Regions from separate parts of the Homo sapiens genome. Here region 1 is linked to region 2. Evidence: chromatin loops called from intact Hi-C (ENCODE). Cell type or tissue: IMR-90. All regions are shown on one strand. Each heading gives the region's core, and the rest is flanking DNA. Links, peaks and the distances in the headings are about the cores only.

What was found. Peaks named below come from ENCODE experiments on the same cell type or tissue, not always from the same donor. Only the 100,000 strongest peaks of a DNase experiment are listed, where the experiment ranks them.
Region 1: it touches region 2 in a loop (5-fold over the local background); 2 of 110 quality-filtered maps call a loop at or near these places.

The regions. Positions count from the first base shown.
Region 1 is chr9:33,521,838-33,524,731 of GRCh38, reverse strand. ANKRD18B (ankyrin repeat domain 18B) reads right to left here and starts at 481. Exons shown (of 19, transcript NM_001393611.1): 1 at 37-481. The coding sequence starts at 242. RefSeq lists an enhancer at 1,065-1,114. In IMR-90, for the core only: CTCF peaks have their summits at 533 and 1,234; a DNase peak (open chromatin) is centred at 521; H3K4me3 peaks cover 1,460 bases; H3K27ac peaks cover 1,336 bases.
Region 2 is chr9:33,622,732-33,625,645 of GRCh38, reverse strand. It overlaps the pseudogene ANXA2P2. Among named protein-coding and RNA genes, the nearest start is that of PTENP1-AS, 53 kb to the left of the region's middle. RefSeq lists an enhancer at 1,080-1,579. In IMR-90, for the core only: a CTCF peak has its summit at 1,489 (motif pointing left); a DNase peak (open chromatin) is centred at 1,475.

The DNA of each region.
Region 1 (2,894 bases), core at 1-2,500, 100 kb after region 2:
GGGGCCCCCTCCCACCGAGGGCTGAGCCCCCGCTACCTGTCTTTTCTGTCGCGGACGTCCAAGTCCCGGAACCTGCGCGTCAGGCAGTGCTCCACCTCTGCGGCGTCGCCCTTGATGGCCGCCCTGTGGATCTTCCGCAGTTCCCAGTCCCGAATGTGGTACCCCCGACCCGCATACTCTTGGTCCATGGAGCTCAGGAGCGCCTGGCCCAGGCGTCTCCCAAAACTGAGGAGCTTCCTCATGGTGGCGACTTCTCAGATGCCCACCACCCGCTCCTGAGACGCCGCGGCTCCTCGTGGCCTTTCCACCCCCACCCAGCTCCAAATTCGAGATCCCCCTCCCCACCCAGCGATCCACCCCTAAATCCAAGATGCACCCCCAAACCCGCGATGTAGCTCAGAATCCGCGATCCAGCCCGGTCCACTACAGCCTTCAGCAGCGACACTCGCAGCCTCCGACCTCTCGATAGAGTGAGCCCAGTAAAGCGGTTAGGCGCGCGCCTACAGCTCAGCGCCAGCCCGGACTCCGGAAGGCGCCCTCGAGCTCGCGTGGCCCGCAGAGGGTGACTGCAGCTCGGGCTCAGGCGCCGCTGGCTTGCGGGTTCTCCTGGGCTGGCGCGGGACGTTCCGGAATCTCAGGCGCGCATCCCTTCCCGCCTGGCCGTGACTCCCGCCCCTCTTCTCCGAAGAGAGATCGGGGCCGCTCCAGGGACCGTCCGCGGGGATGGGGCTGAGGGTCGGTTCCTGCCCCGGTGCAGCCGCCGCCGGGCAGACCGCCTGGCTTGGCCGCAGCCACGGCGACATCTAGCCCCGGTTCTGCGAGGCTGGGCGCGCCAGCCAGCTTGGGAGTTGCCCGGCGCCTGTAGCTGGGCGCCCAGGTGGTGGAGCATGGCCTGGGCGGCCTCTGGATCGCGGGTGCCCCTGGCCTGAGAGCCCGCCAGACCCTGCCCCCTCCCGGCTCCTCCTCTGCCAGAGCTCGAGACCTCTAGCCAGGGGCCCTCTGCAGCCACCGGGGATGGGGCTGAGGGCCGGTTCCCGCCCCCGTGCAGCTGCTGCAGGGCAGACCGCCTGGCTCGGCCGCAGCCACAGGGACATCTGGCCCTGCTTCCGAGATGTGGGGAGTGCGGGCGGGCCCAGGAGTTGCCTAGAGGCTGCTGCCTGCACACAGAGGGCGACTGCAGCTTGGGCGCCCAGGCAGCGGAGCATGGTCTGGGTGGCCTCTGGAATGCGTGCGCGCCAGGCCTGAGGGCCCCCCTGGTGGTGCCACCTGCCCTGGTCTTCCTCTGCCTGAGCCTGGAGCAGCTGAAATGGCCACTCTGCAGTCACAGGGGATAGAGTTAAGTTTTCTTATCCCACGCATGCACACGAAAAGGTAACTATTCTGTGAGGTAATTAACATGTTCATTGACTTCATTTTGGTAATCATTTCAGAATGTGCATATAAACGCATCACATGTACAATTTTTATTTCTCTATTACACCTCAGTAAAGCTGAAATAATTAACAGGATTGAAAGGATAAACCCACAGTTCTATAGTCACAGTTGGACACTTCAATACCTCATTTTAATTAATGGATAGAAAAACCAGACAGAAGCTTCATGAGAAATACAAGACTTAAACAACAGTAGAAGCCACTGAGAGCTAATACACATATACAGAACAGTCCATCCCAACAACAGCAGAATATACATTCTTTTCAAGTTATGTGGAACTTTCTCTAGGATAGGCCATATCTTCATCCACAAAATATGTCCTAATCATTTTTAAAAGTTTGAAATCATACAAAATATAATTTACAACCACAATGGAAGAAACAACAGATAAATAAGTGAAAACTGGAAAATTCATGAAAATGTGGAAATTAAACAATACAGTCTTCAACTACCAGTGAGTGAAAAAATAAATTACAAGCAAAATTATAAAATATCTTGAGACAAATTAAAATAAAAACAAAACATACCAAAACTTATTGAATGCAGTGAAAGTAGAGTTCAAAGGAAAATGTATGGATATAAACAACTACATTTTAAGAAAAAATCTCAAATCAATATCCGCACTCTATACCTAAAGGCAGTGGAAGAAAACAAAAAAAGACTAAATCCAAAGCTAGCAGAAGGAAAGAAATAATAAAGAGCATAATTAGAGCATAAATCAATAAAATAAAAGGTTGGAGAGCAGTAGAATAAATAAACATAGATTCTTTGAAAGATCAAGCCTTTCACTATATTGACTGAGCAAAAGATGGAAGACTAATTATTAAAATAATAAATGAAAGCAGAGCCATTACTACCAACTTTACAGAAATACAAAAGGATTACAGGAGTATACTGTGAACAACTGTCCAACAACAAATTAGGTGCCCTGGATGAAATGGACAAATCACTAGAAAGACATAAACTACCAAAGTGGCTCCAGAAAAAAGAGAAAATCTGAATAGACCTATAACCTAGGAGACTGAATTAGTAATCAAAAGCGATTATTTGTTATTCATTAATAAAATGCAAGACAAAACCAAAATGAGATGCCACTTTGCATCCACTAGTAAGGCTTTCATAACAACGACACAGAAAATAAATGTTGCTAAGGAGGTGGAGAAATTGGAGCCCTCGTGAACTGGCTGCTAGGAATAGAAAATGATGCACTTGCTGTGGAAAACAATTTGGTGGTTCCTCACAGAATCACACGGAGAACCAGAAATTCCACTCCTAGGCATTATTCACACACAAAAAATTGGCAGCAGGGTCTGGAACAGATATTTTTACACCGAAGTTAATTGCAGCATTATTTGTTATAGCCAAAAGGCAGAGACAACCCGTGTCCATCAACAAATGAATGGATACACAAAATATGATACATAAATAATAGAATATTATTCAGCCATTAAAGAGGATGA
Region 2 (2,914 bases), core at 186-2,685:
GTTTCACCATGTTGGCCAGGCTGGTCTTGAACTCCTGACCTCAGGTGATCCGCCCACCTCGGCCTCCCAAAGTGCTGGGATTACAGGCGTGAGCCACCGCGCCCCTTACATTTATTTATTTATTTAGAGACAGAGTCTAGCTCTGTTGCCCAGGCTGGAGTGCAGTGGCATGATCTCGGCTCACTGTAACCTCTGCCTTCCGGGTTCAAGCCATTCTCCTGCCTCAGCCTCCGGACTAGCTGGGACTACAGGCGAGCGCCACCACGCCCGGCTAAACTTTTGTATGTTTAGTAGACCTGTTAGCTGGAAGCATGGTGAGCACCATTTCTGGACGCTCAGGCTGTGTCGGGCTTCAGTCGTCTCCACCACACAGGTACAGCAGCGCTTTCTGGTAGTCGCCCTTAGTGTCTTGCTGGATGTAATAGTACAGGGACTTGCCGTACTTTCTCTTGAATTCAGACCTAATTTTCAACATGTCCACTTCACTGCGGGAGACCATGATTCTGATCAGGACCTTATCTCGCGTCCCCTTGCCCTTCATGGAGTCGTACAGCTGATCAGCAAAATACAAGGGCTTGTTCTGAATGCGCTGGACCAGGTTCAGGAAAGCATTTTCCAGGTCTCCTTTAACCTCTTTCCTGATGCTTTCCAACATGTCATAAGGGCTGTAACTCTTGTACCTATCAAATACTTTCTGGAGGTGGGGCACGCTCCGCTCGGTCATGATGCTGATCCACTTGGGAACATCAGTTCCTTTCCTCTTCACTCCAGCGTCATAGAGATCCTGGGCATCTTGGTCAATCAGTTCATAATCAATGACAGAGCCATCCTCTGCTCTTCTACCCTTTGCCAGGGCAACCATCAGCTTGCGGAAGTCACCAGATGTGTCCGAAATAATGTCCTTCTCCAGATCAGTCTTGTACATTTCCTTGTAGACTCTGTTAATTTCCTGCAGCTCCTGGTTGGTTCTGGAGCAGATGATCTCAATGAGAGAGTCCTCGTCGGTTCCTAGCCCCTTCATGGAAGCTTTTAGCTCAGAAGCGTCATACTGAGCAGGTGTCTTCAATAGGCCCAAAATCACCGTCTCCAGGTGGCCAGATAAGGCTGACTTCAGTGCTGATGCAAGTTCCTTTTTGGTCCTTCTCTGGTAGGAGAAGACAATATCCTGTCTCTGTGCATTGTCGCGGTTGGTCACAATGTTGACAATGGTGACCTCATCCACACCTTTGGTCTTGATGGCTGTTTCAATGTTCAAAGCATCCCGCTCAGCATCAAAGTTAGTGTAGGCTTTGACAGACCCATATGCACTTGGGGGTGTAGAGTGATCACCCTCCAAGCTGAGCTTGCACAGGATTTCGTGAACAGTAGACATTTTGAAGGAAGCTGGGCCGTGCGCCGAGAGCTGAGAGCGTCCCCAAATGCTGAACACAGGTGAAGCTCTTGAGTCCGCACTTGATGAGCAGCAGATATTTTACAGAAAGATCCACATCACCCTCTAGTGGTCAAAGGGGCGAATTCATCCGATGCCCGCTGAGCTCTGCCTCGGCCTGCCTGGGTGGGGAGTGGCCCGCCCCGCAGCGAGGCAGCAGGGAGGCATCCCAAGTATCAGAGCGGAATTAAGAAAAAAGCAGCACTTGGTGTGGTACCAGGCACGTACTCCACAGCATTATTACTAGCAATTACTTACACAATTACTCAGCCATTAGTCTAATGCCGATGGTGGTTTATCAGTGCATTTTGCCTCCCTCAACCTTTTATAGTCCCCCAAGGCAGGTGTGCTGCCTAAATCTCTATCCTATGTTCTCTGCTTTTTTCATTGTAAACTCTATATCAAGGGATTGGAGGCACTTTCATTCTTCCAGTGATGCTAAATGTCCCAAAGGTGTACTTCTTATCCAGATCCATTTTCTGAGTCCATGACTTGTACATCCAACTGCTCCCTGCATATTCTTGTTTAGATTACTGTCCCAAAGGCACTCCCAATCTCAAAGTAAATCTTGATCTTCTTCCCACTTGGTCCTCCTTATTTGTCTGTCTGTCGCAGTCTCTTAATCACCACCCCCCACCCCCTGCATATTGCTGCTCATGTCTAATCAATTGCCAAGTCCTTTGATTTTCTTCCTTTTAAATGTCTCATTTTCCCCATATTTCTAACACCATCATCATTATCCCAGCTAAACTACTGCTTGCCTGAGCTAACTTTTTTCTCCGCATCAACTCTGTCCACACTGCTGGAGGGTGGCAGCATAAGCCCCCAACCCTCCGCCCAAAATATGCCACTTTGGCATAAGGATTATTTTGAGCTAGAGTCATTAAAGACAATAGCAGGTATAAGAGTACTCTGACCCTTCCCCTTTTCTTCTTGAAAAATGGAATAAGCCTCCCATATAAAAGATGTCTTATCTATACCAGAAAGAAAGAACATTCTTAACATGAAGGGTAGGAGGGGATGATGTTGAGGCCAAGGAATCTATACCAAAAAAGCTTGTTAAACTAACCCTCACCTTCCTAGTCACTTTGCCATTCAACCAGCAACCCTAGCCCAAGCCCCTTTTTCACCTTTCCACAATGTATGACTCTTTGCCCAACTGAGTATATGAGTATTGAATTCTAACTGCATATTCAGGTCTTCCTTTAATTATGGGGCCTTTCATGTGATGTAAAACTTATATTAAATACATGTGTATGCTTTCCTCCTGTTAATCTGTTCCATTCTCAGGCCCAGCCGAAAAACCCTAAGAGGGAAGAGGTAACATTTTGTCTTCCCTGCACAGTCCATTATTTCTTCACTTTGTGACCAGGGTGATTAAATACACAGATACACAGCCACGAATCTGATTACTACAGAAGTCAAATGTTGAAAACCTCAGTGTCTCCTGTTAAGCTTTATGTTGAATTCTGTATAATTTACCTT